Regions from separate parts of the Mus musculus genome. Here region 2 is linked to region 1. Evidence: chromatin loops called from intact Hi-C (ENCODE). Cell type or tissue: heart. All regions are shown on one strand. Each heading gives the region's core, and the rest is flanking DNA. Links, peaks and the distances in the headings are about the cores only.

Evidence for each region. Hi-C counts contacts between places; a loop is a spot of excess contacts. Peaks named below come from ENCODE experiments on the same cell type or tissue, not always from the same donor. Only the 100,000 strongest peaks of a DNase experiment are listed, where the experiment ranks them.
Region 2: it touches region 1 in a loop (4-fold over the local background); 1 of 42 quality-filtered maps calls a loop at or near these places.

The regions. Positions count from the first base shown.
Region 1 is chr1:157,462,385-157,468,151 of GRCm38, reverse strand. It overlaps Cryzl2 (crystallin zeta like 2), which reads right to left. Exons shown (of 10, transcript NM_001033284.2): 4 at 3,685-3,743; 5 at 3,122-3,187; 6 at 2,331-2,440; 7 at 905-986. Among named protein-coding and RNA genes, the nearest start is that of Cryzl2, 6.7 kb to the right of the region's middle. In heart, for the core only: a CTCF peak has its summit at 2,753 (motif pointing right); a DNase peak (open chromatin) is centred at 2,611.
Region 2 is chr1:157,098,002-157,103,768 of GRCm38, reverse strand. Tex35 (testis expressed 35) reads left to right here. Exons shown (of 8, transcript NM_001374637.1): 6 at 3,245-3,309; 7 at 3,506-3,689; 8 at 4,366-4,628. The coding sequence ends at 4,476. Among named protein-coding and RNA genes, the nearest start is that of Tex35, 7.8 kb to the left of the region's middle. In heart, for the core only: no CTCF peak of the experiment used is centred there; a DNase peak (open chromatin) is centred at 2,478; H3K4me3 peaks cover 723 bases; H3K27ac peaks cover 593 bases.

The DNA of each region.
Region 1 (5,767 bases), core at 683-4,682:
CTCCTTGTCCGCCCGAGCTCTCAGCCTCAATAAATGGCAATTCCGAAAGTTAATTTCGTTCCTTCCCACTCAGCATCTAACAATAGCAGGACTTGTTAAGAGACGCGTACTGACACACCATACCTCTGATAGGCACATAGCACATAGCATCTCAATATTGCCAGCAGCTCTAGGGAAGCAACATTTTGCAAAGGCGATGGAAGCTTTGAGCTGGAAGCAGAACTGGAATATGATCCTCCATCTTGACCCTTTAAAACTTTCCTCTGACTTGTCGGATGTTCTTCCTCTGAGCCCTGCAGCCCCAGAGATGCCCCTGTAAAGACTTGGCTCATCTTCCATCCATTTATTTAGCCATTTATCACTTGATTCAGAAAATATCTCAAGTATATATTATGTTCCAGGTACCATGGTGGATGCTGGGACTAGTCATGAGCTATGCAGACACTCCTCTTGCCTTCGTGACAATGACAATGCAGGAAGAGAGACAGTGACCCACAGTGACCCAAATAAGGAGCAATCACACAATGAGGCACTAAGAAATAGACGCATAGGATGTTATGAGGTCACATGTAAAAATGCAGGGAGAGGAGACTGACCTAGCCTGAGGACAGAGTTGCCTGAAAAGGTGACATGAGTTTAAATCTAAATCAGAGCGCGGCAGGTAGAGAAAAGAGCATGTGCAGAGGCCAAGGTGGGAGGCAGCCCTTGCCAGATTCCGCTACCTGAAGAGTCAAGCCATACCCCTTAAGGTCTCCGTTTAGTAGGCAAGCAGGCAGACGGCAAGACAATACTCCAAGTACTGTATGCCCCCAATGCCCTTCCCATGATACTTGATGAGTGAATCCATATATTTGATGCCTAAACACTGGAGTTAGTTTTTAATAGAGATTCTACAGGCAAATACCTTGGCGCGGAACACATTTGTCGCCACGTCTATCACTGCGAGGCCTGTGGCTCCAGCAGCTGCTGTCACTAAAACAGTTTCTCTGTGCCAAGGAAAGAGACATGTTACTCCAGAAACCATTCAAAGCTCACCCAGGGTTAAGATTCCAGGGACACAGACTAGTACATTTGACAGCAAGAACGGTAGAGACTCTTTCATTCAAACCTTCACGTGAATCCATTGTCCAGGTAGGACATACATAAGACTTCTGGGTCAGGGCTAATCTAGTCTGGTTTTAGAGCCTTCCTAAGATGGAGGTTTCTCAAGCCTTCTAGATAGTCTCTCTCTCAAGGCAGTAGCAATGGTTCATCTGAGCAAGCATACCAATGCGTGCTTCAGAAATTTTGCCCTATAGCCATTTTCATACTCAACACCACCTAATTTAAAAAGCTGGTAATCATGGAATAGCCACCATTCAAATGACACTACCAGTGGGGAGCAACTCTGAAAGCCAGATCTCTGAACAGATCGAGAGCCATTTTCCCAAGTAAAGAGAAGATTTCAGAACTTTTACGTTTAAAACGTCCATAGCCAGGGGGTGGTAGTACACACCTGTAATCCCAGCACTTAAGAGGCACAGACAAGCAGATCTTTGTGAGTTCAATAATAGCCTGGTCTACAGAGTGAGTTCCACAGCAGCCAGGGTTACACAGAGAAATGCTGTCTCAGATGGATAGATAGATCAATCCTAGTTGGCATAACCAACCAAGCCTCACAGAAACACATAGTCTCTGTTAAGCCCCCAGGGAGCTAGCTTATATAAACCAACCTCCACCTAGTGCTGATAGTACACGCCTATAATCCCAGCACTCCACGGCTAAGAATGAAGCTCTTGAGTTTGAAGTTCACCTGGACTATATAAGTTGTCCTAGGCTAACCTGAGCTACATAGCAAGACCCTGTCTCAAAAAGTAAAATAAGATAAAATAAAAATAAATCAAGTCTGTAAACTTGAAGTCGCCCTATGAATGAACCCCAAAGTGGTCAGATTCAAGAGAACTACTTTGCCAAAGCATTTAATGGCAAAAGGATGATCTATACCCAGTCTCCAGTATCCAAATTCATCTCTCTTTTGCCTTTCCTCAACTTAAAGGAACTTGAGCTGAAGAGAAGCACGGGAAAAGGCAAGAGAAAAGAATGGGAGAGGGGAAGGGAGCGGGGTACACTCTTATCTGTGATTGCTTTTGGCTCCTGTGGCTCAGACTGATATCTAACTCACTATGTAGCTGAGAATGGCCGTGGGTTCCTGATCCTCCTGCCTCTTTCCAAATGCTAGGAACACCAAGTGCATCACCAGGCTGGGCTTCAGGCAAGGTCCTGTCAGACATTTCTAATATCAGAAGAAAATTAAAATGCCACCTAACCCTCTGCCCCTAGACAGTCCTTACCCGGGCTGGATGCGGGCCCGATGATCTACAGCCAAAATAGCTGTGCCATAAGATACCGGTAACACTGCAGCATCTTGCAAAGAGACATTTTCTGGAATCCGCCACAGGGTCTGTACAAAGAAATAACATCGATTGGCAGTAAACATGTGTAGCTGGATACACAAGCTGCCTAGCTAACCTTATGATTCGATTGGATGAGTAATTTGCAATGGGAAGCACACGTCTATCATCACCTACTAAGGAGTACAAGTCCGGACCAAGCAAGCCAAGGTAGGGTTTAGGACCTGGGTGTGTCAGACTTCAAACCCATAAGGCTGGCATCTGCTCAAAAAGGAGCCAATTGATGGAGAATCGGCTCTAGGTTATTATGTAAAATGTATCCCAGTAAAGTTGGATGGGTTCCATATAACATGCCCCACCAGGGGGCACCATTCACATCCTGCTCAACCCAGCTCAGACCATTTTCACAAGCTTTATGGGAAAATATGTCCATGATATCCAATTCCATGTGCTAGACCAGTTTTTCAACCATAACTCACTAAGTATGGTCCAAATGGATAGCCAACGAAGGAACAAAAGGCTCTCTACACAAACAAAACTCTGTGCAAGGGCTGTCAAGAAAGTTAGCGTTTAAAGGGAAAAAAAAACCTGCTTGGTCAGGAAACACGATAAAATGAAACAAACGCAAAAGGAGGAGAGAACGGTGTGAGAAAGAGAGACAAGGAAACCAGAGAGAACAGTGGAGAAAAAGAAACGCCCATGTGTCCATCAGTGCCAAGAGTCAGAGATACCTTCTGGTCCGTGATGCACTGCTCCGCCATAGCATGAAAGCTACTTACTCCAATAACTCGATCTCCCTGGAGGGAAGAAAACATGTTCAAATGCATGGCCTTGTATTCCAAAACACACATCTCTGGCCTATCAGACACAGCTTGGCCTTAATATCTATTCAGAGCTCATTTCAGGTTTAAAACCAAAACAGCGATTCTCTCAATAGCTAGCAGGCTACCAAGCCAATAGAAGCACATTTTTCACAACAAGCAAGCCAAGGAAGGAAAAGTTAGTAGGAATCAGAATTCCTGTGACTACTTTCACTTGAGATTCAAACTCAAAAATCCTTTATTGTTTCAGTAACTGAAGACCAAGTGTTGTCTTATATTCATTCATAATAAAGAGCTTAATAAGGCCAGGAACTTGCACCAAGTCCTCCCCCACCTCCTCGTTCAGAATTCATTCTTTCTCTTCTGACTTGGTCACATGGCAAAGGCCAAGAGAAGCTAGACTTTCTAGGTATAAACAAGATTAGCACATCTCTCACAACTACACACACTTTCTGGTGTTTTATCCAATTTACCTTTTTCACAGTGCTGACATCTGTTCCTGTCTCTAAGACAGCCCCAGAAAACTCCATTCCTAAAACATTGAAAGATTAAGTTACTAAACTGGGCTGTGGTGACACACAACTTTAATCTCAGCACGCAGGAGCTCCAGGCCAGCCAGGTAACAGAGCTAGTTCCAGGATGGCAAGGGCTACAGAGAGAAAGCCCGTCTCAAACAAACTAACAAAAAAAAAAAAACCTGGGTAGCAGTTGAGAACACTGACTGCTCTTCCAGAGGTCCTGGGTTCAATTCCCAGCAACCACATGATGGTTACAACCATCTGAAATGGATCCAATGGCCTCTTCTGGTGTGTCTGAAGACAGCTACAGTGTACTCATAGACATAAAATAAATAAATAAATCTTTAAAACAAAAAACAAGAGAAAGGGAGAAAGAGAGAAAGAGAGAAAGAGAGAAAGAGAGAAAGAGAGAAAGAAAGGAAGGAAGGAAGGAAGGAAGGAAGGAAGGAAGGAAGGAAGGAAGGAAGGAAGGAAGGAAGATAGGTTATCTTTGGAGCCTGGCATCCTGCACACAGGAAACACGGCCAACAGGCCACCTCCTCCTTTTGAGCTGTTACCTTCAATGTCCATCATTTTAACTAAGCGTAAAAGGTGGTACTCAAAAACCTAGCACAATGAGCGTAAGACTTCATGATCACAACACATCAGTTATGGTTGTCCCAACTCTTTTTTTTTTTTTTTTTTTTTTTTTTTGGTTTTTTGAGACAGGGTTTCTCTGTGTAGCCCTGGCTGTCCTGGAACTCACTCTGTAGACCAGGCTGGCCTCGAACTCAGAAATCTGCCTGCCTCTGCTTCCCAAGTGCTGGGATTAAAGGCGTGCGCCACCACCAACTCTTAACCTACATCAAGAATATGCAAAAGCACAGAGACTCGCTGGTACACAGGTACTTTTGACCCTGACTGGGCCATGGGGTTCCTATACAACCCCAACTACCATGATCACCAGATGATATTTATCTGTTGCCATGTGTCCTTTGCTGACCTGTGAAGGGGTCCTCAAGGACATGGCCTGTGTTTATGCAGGCAACGCTCAGTTCAACAGGATGGATTAGTGTCATCTGCCCTTTCTTCATCCACTTCTGCAATTTATGAGCCTCTCAAATTTATGAATAGTTTACTTGCTCTGTCAGAGGAATAACTTAATTGTGACATCTTCCACTGGTCTAGTCTCTAAGCAAACACAGACAGAAGGAACTGGGTCCTAGTATTAACACACAACCAAAAACCCCAAACATAACAGCTATGTTGTAATCATGCAATCACTATAATCTTTATATTTATCCCTATAAAATATTCATGTACTATAAACATACTAAGCTCTACTTAAATCTCCTTAAATAAACTTCAACAACAAAAATCCATGCACTTAAGGTCTAAAAATAGTTGGGGGGTGGGGAGGTGGCTCATGCCTTTAAACCCAGCACTTGGGAGGTAGAGGTGGGTAGATCTCTGTGAATTTGAGGCCAGCCTGGTCTACAGAGTGAGTTCCAGGACAGTCAGGACTACACAGAAAAACCTGCCTTGAAAAAAACAAAAATGGTCTAAAAGTAACCAGACAGAGCACAGTAAAATTCAGACAGTGAGCTACTAAGATATGTCTAAACTTTTTCCTTCCTCTTCTTCCTTTTGGGCCTTCTGCGTTAAGCTTCTTAAGGTCTATGCCAATAAGGCTACAGATTGTAGCTGCAAGCATGGTCGAGATCCTTCAGAGAAAAACTGTAACTGAGGCAACACTAAGAAGGCAAAGGACCGAGGAGGGTTAACAGAAAAGAATTCTGGAGAACACAACACTGTGTAAACAGTTGCCCATTTATTCATTTTAAAGTAGTTAGTGAATGTCCTCGTTAGTACTGGCTGTCAACTTGACACAGGCCAGAAGTATCTGAGGGAGTCTCAATTATGGGGTTGCCTCAGTCAGACTGGCCTGTGGGCATGTCTGTGGGGCATTTTCTTGATTGCTAATTGATGTATAATGGTCCAGCCCACTGGGAGTGGTACCATCTCTGGGCAGATGGGCCTGGGCAATTCCTCCATGGTT
Region 2 (5,767 bases), core at 931-4,930, 360 kb after region 1:
TTTTCTAGGATGGCTTTTTTTGCATCTTAGGATGGATATCCTAAGAATCCCCCCCAAGAGCATATTAAAAACATCTATACACCCAAACTCCATACAGACCAAAAACTGAAGAAACACTTCTTCAAGGTGGAGTTGTTTAAGTGCCACAAATGATTTTAAAATGTATATGTGAGTGTCTATGTGCGTATATGTATGTGTGGATGTAGGTGCATGTATACTTATGAAGATAGTCTTTGTAGCACATGCTAGCCTCCAGTCTTTGATTTCTCCTGCCTCACCCACTGAGTTCTGGGACTGCAGGCCCATCTCCCACACTTGGCTTCTTCACACAGGATCAAAATGTGTCCTCTCAGATGCAAATCAGGTTCTTCATTTTTAAAAATGAACATGTCCATCGACCTGCATATTGCAATAAGGTCAGAGAGTCCTGTCCTCATACCACCCCGCCCCCCCTCACCCAGGCTCTCCTCACAGCAAACAGATCAGAATCTGAGGGTGAGAGTCCCAGCAGCAATGACTGAGATGTCTTCAAGGCTGAGAACCATGTTTCCATAAAGTTTTAAATATAATAAAGGTGATTTTTTTTGGTGGTGCATGGGACTGGATCCTGGCGTCCACAAGCTAGGCAGTCAGTCATTTGACTGCTGAGCTGGATCCAGCTCTGTGACAAAAGGTGGTTCTCAAATGTCCGTGAGAAGAAAAAGGATATGTAATGACGTATGAACATTGCTTGACTCTGTGAGGAAAAACCAATCCACTAGCACTGTAAGCTGAACTGGCCTATAAAGTCAATTTAAAAACTAAAAGCCGGTAAGGAAGGGTTACAAATCTAATGAATGAAATGACAAAATATTGATATATTTACCTATATAAACATTTTTTAAAGAATCGGGATGGAAAAAAATAACCATATACAGAATTCAAAAACAGTTTGAGGAAATCGATTTCCATAAACGTGGTAAGGGGCAAATGGTTTTTAACCTATAAAATATAGAACTCACACAAAACAACATGAAATAAGTGAGAAAATGGGCTTGAACAGACAAGCCAGCAAGAACAGAACAAAGGCACACATCACACAAACAGCTTTGTTCCCACAATATCAGATCTATGCAACTAAGTATCAGATAGCTGGGGCTGGAGGGAAGGCTGAGGCGTCAGCCCACTGCTCTTGCCGTGCACCTCAGTGTGGTTCCCTACACCCACACTGCGTGTCTCACAACTGCCCATAACTCCAGCTCCGGGGGATCTGATGTGTCTGCCCTTGGGGGGCCCCTGGACAAATGTACACACAGACACACAGACACACACACACACACACAGCAGCTAAAAAGACTAAGTAATGTAACTGTCACACTCAAATAAGCAAAGTGTGGATTTATAACAATAAGCTATTGATAAGAATACTAACCTATTAAAAGATGGAATATTAAAAATAGGTGCCACTGATTCAATTCTGTTTCTCAATACTTACCCCGTGAGAATATTAAAAACTGTCAGCATAAGTATGTTCATTTCAGAATTATTGATAATAGCAAATAGGTGCGACAACAATTTCCAACAGTTAGAGGAGTAGTTGAATTATGGTCTATCCATACATTACTATTAGGGTCTATTAAAGACAAAGCTTATAAAGAATGCTTATCATGAAATATGAGTTAAGATTAATAGGCTAATGTCAACTAGGTAAAAATGTAAGTAAATATATAGGAAAAAGATTGGGAAGAAATATATCAAAAAAATCAAAGGTCTTGAGGGAGAGGCAAGAATGTTAATTTTTTGAAATATTCTCCTGTGTTATCCAGTGTTTTTTGCAAAGGGCATGTGCTATTTCTATATTAACATGCAAACACCATAAGCATTTTATCAGTGGCCAGTCTGGATATGGAAAGGCACAAAGAAAGCTATTTCAGGCAGGGGGCAGCTTGGGCACAGCAGGGGGATGGCTGTGTTTCCCAGTCCGTGGGGAGACCAGCCACGGGTAGGGTCATCTGGGGGAAACCGAAAAATAAAACTGCATAGCCACACAGTGAACAATGACGGGCTTTTAGAAACAGCTGACACACGGGCCCGAATCTCAGGAGATTCCTAAAGAACACTCAGGCAGCAGCTGCTGGCAAGGTGGCCTGGGAGGTGCGAGCAGATGGGGAAGGTCTGGAACCTCCCCCAGCTGTGATACAGGGGGCACGGAAAAGGCGGCCCAGGGAAGGGGAGAGAAGTCAACGGAGATGTGGTGGTTCTTGGTGACAGACTCGGGATAGTGAAGTCTTAAGGAGTGTCTATGGTGACACCTGGGTTTCCACCAGGATGGACAAAGGCTGTGGAGAAAAAGGACAATTGCAGCGAGGAGGATTCGGGCTGATTTAGAAGCGGAAGGAGATGTTGGGGGAGACTAGGAATAAAGGGCGCCTGAGTGTGCTCAGCCTGAGGGGCGTGTCTGACCGGAAGGAGATTTTGATGCTGTTCCCATTTACAAATGCTCACACAGCTGTCCTCAGCACACCCCGCCCCCTCCTGTGGCATGAGTGCTTCATCAGCTTCCTGCATCAGACCAAGCCGGTTCAGTCTTTTTACATTAGGATCACTTTCACTTGGAGTAAATTATTTTTTTATTCATATTTTATGACAACCAGTCCACACCCAGTTCTGTTGACAATGAAGACTGTCAGTTACAGCTTCTACACCCCTAGGGATTCTCCTGTCTATTGTTATTTCTATCTGGCTTTTCCCATAGGTTATTTTTACTTTCTTAGTTCTCAGTGAATAATAAATGAGCCGTGTTGCTTTAACTACTGTCTTCTATTTCATTTTTATGGCTTATTTTTATTATTTTGAATTAGTGTGCGTGCATGTGAATCTCTGTGTGTGTGTGTGTGTGTGTGTGTGTGTGTGTGTGTATGAAACTCTGAAGTCAACAAGTCTTTGAGGTCACAACATGTTTTTTGAGCTACACTGTCTCAGAAGCATCAACTCAAAGCCTCATATCTGGGGTCAGGCAGAACATCCCCTGGCCTTTGGCTGGCCTAGAGGCTATGGTCAGTCTAGTCTGCCTCTGCCTGTGCTCTAGTCTCATCATGAGATGGAGGTGGAAGGTGACTGTCAGGGACATGCTGCATTCACCACCTCAGCCAAGTCTAGAGAGGACTCTTAAAGTCTGAGGCAGAAGTGGCTTGGAGGGAGGAGGGATCTCCACGCCCTTCAGAAGAGGGAGGGATGGCTTCTAGCCTTGGGTTTTCTCTTGAAGGAAATGCAGCAGGATATGGACGAAAAGATGGATGTTTTAATTAATAATCAGAAGAACAACAAGCTGTAAGTATCCTCCTCCTCCCTAAAGACTCCTCCCTTCACTTTGCTCAGTGCACAGGGGTCTTAGAGAGGGCACCCCTCAAGGAACTATCTTGGCTTCTGCCATTAACAATGGCTGGAAGCTAAGATCTTCTGTGCCCATGTGTACTGGTAGAAACAGTCTCCCCAAATTTCTGCCTCCCCCCTCCCAACCCACCAGTCCCTTTCAAAACCAAGCCAAGGAGCAGCAGAAATTCTGGCAGCTAGGAAAGATGGACAAAGGCTCCCAAGCCATGATCACAGAAGAACCCGATGGAGCACCATTGGCTTGTGACAAGAATGTGGTGCCACCAAAACCAACGAGGAATCCACTGGAGTCCCTCCATCCATGTCAGAGTTGCTGCGTAAGTGAACTCCTGCCCACCTTCAGCACGGGTTCTGGAGCCCTGGGCTGCTCCTGCCCTGACTTCATCTCAAGAGCCCTTGCCTCACCCTATTGCCAGCCCTTGGGATGCAGCCCTTAGTCTAGAAACCGTCTGTAGTTGCCTCACCCTCTAGGCTATGGTGAGTCTTAAGCCACAATTGTTCAGTCAACCCTTGGAAGTGCCTGCTCCCAAGTTCTGCTCAGTTACTCTGTGCTTTCCTCTAGCAAAGCCTGATGAGGTACCCTGCAGGCTGGCTAACTTGAACCAGGAAAAAAAAATGATCTTTCTTGTGCCGTTTCTGTCCTCTGCAGGAGAAATGTTTGTTGTGTGCCCTAAAGACCAACCGCAATCAGGGGTAGGTAGATCCATAGGAGAAGTGCCTTCTCTCAGTTGGGTGTCTTGTTATCATCCCAAAGGGAGTGTGCTTCAACTTCCTTTTGCAGCAAAGCCCACCTGTAGTTGTACAGGGAATAGGGACTGAGTGGATTCTGCCACCCAGCATAACCACCCAGGCATAGAGGATGTGGCACCAGGAAAGAGGATTTGGGTGGCCAAGCCTAAGGCTGCTGTCCACAAGCTTGCTTGGTGGGGAGGGTATGCCCTTAGCAGCAGCCTCAGCCTGGCCCCAGATCCCCACATTTCTTCTACCCAGCAGGAGACCTTCACACCATGCCTGGGTGCCTTTTTCACCCTTGTCGTCTGGAGCTGCTTTCTAATTTATCTGTACTTCAACTTCGCCGAGGTGGAGCATGTGCTGCCGACCTAGCACAGCCATGGAGCCTACCACCAGCTCCAACTCATCATCTCCTGACTCCTGAGCTACACAGCAGACTTTTCTGCCCTCTTAAACACCCTCCAACCCCCACCCCTGCCCAGGCTTCCACCTGGAAATTAAAGAATCTCATTTAAAGCAAAAAAGACTGTCACCATTTTAAGTACCAGCCCAACATTTGCGTGCCTGGAGCTTCATGTTGTTGTTGCTGTTGTTGTTGTTGTTGTTGTTGTTGCTGTTGTTGTTGTTGTTCTAAATCAGCATATTTCAAACCCCAAATCCTCTTCCGCTCCTTGTTGGCTAGTGGAACATTCTGAGTCATCTCAGGCTTGCCTCTCCCTCCATTCCACAGGGTCCTAAAGAGTTCCAGGTCATAGCCCCACAATAACCCCAAAATATAGAGCATCAGCCTGTATAGATGCAAGACACAGACCTGATGCCCTGCCTGCTGATCCCCCACAACCTCAGCTCCTGCAATGTTTCTGGATGTTGTGGGGAACAGAGGCAACCTCTGAGCCTCAAGTCTGACAGGACTGTGTGCTTCCCTCTGAGGTGTTGTCACCGAGCAGTTCTCTGCCCTTCTTGAGTTCTGGTGAAGTTTGCCTACTTTCCTCCTTTGACAGTTTTTTCTGCTTCCCTCCCTCCCTACCTACCCCTTTCCTTCCGTCCTTCTCTCCCTCCCTTCCTCCCTCTCTCCCTCCTTCCCTCCCTTCCTCCCTACACTCCAAAGGAGCAGTGTCCTTTCAAAGACCGTCACAAACTGGAGATGAGCAGACATGATGGTGCTTTCTGGGATCACTTGGGAGACAGAAGTAGGTGGGTTTTTATTAGTTCAAGGCCAGCCTGGTCTACAGAGTGATTTTAGGCTGGCCTGGAGGCCTGGAGCTTCATGTTGTTGTTGTTGCTGTTGCTGTTGCTGCTGCTGCTGCTGCTGCTGCTGCTGCTGCTGCTGCTGCTGTTGTTGGGCCACACCGTGAGGCCCTTCCTCAAACAAACAAACAAGTTGTGCCCACCTCAAGTCCCTAAGTAAGGAAAGATAAAACCAGTTGCTAGCTTGGGATGAGAAAATGGTAATTTAGTGTTTATCTCACGGTGGGTCTCCCTCTTTGGCTTTGGTTTGACAAGCTCTGTGTCCACTGCACACCAGTCCTTCCATCCTTTTACTTTGTTGGATGCTTCCCCTGGTAGACAGTTAATCAGCTGGCGGCTTTGTAATGACAACAGAGTAACACAAACGCATTTGGTGCCAAATCACAACAAGGGCCTTGCCTTGTTATTCCAAGGA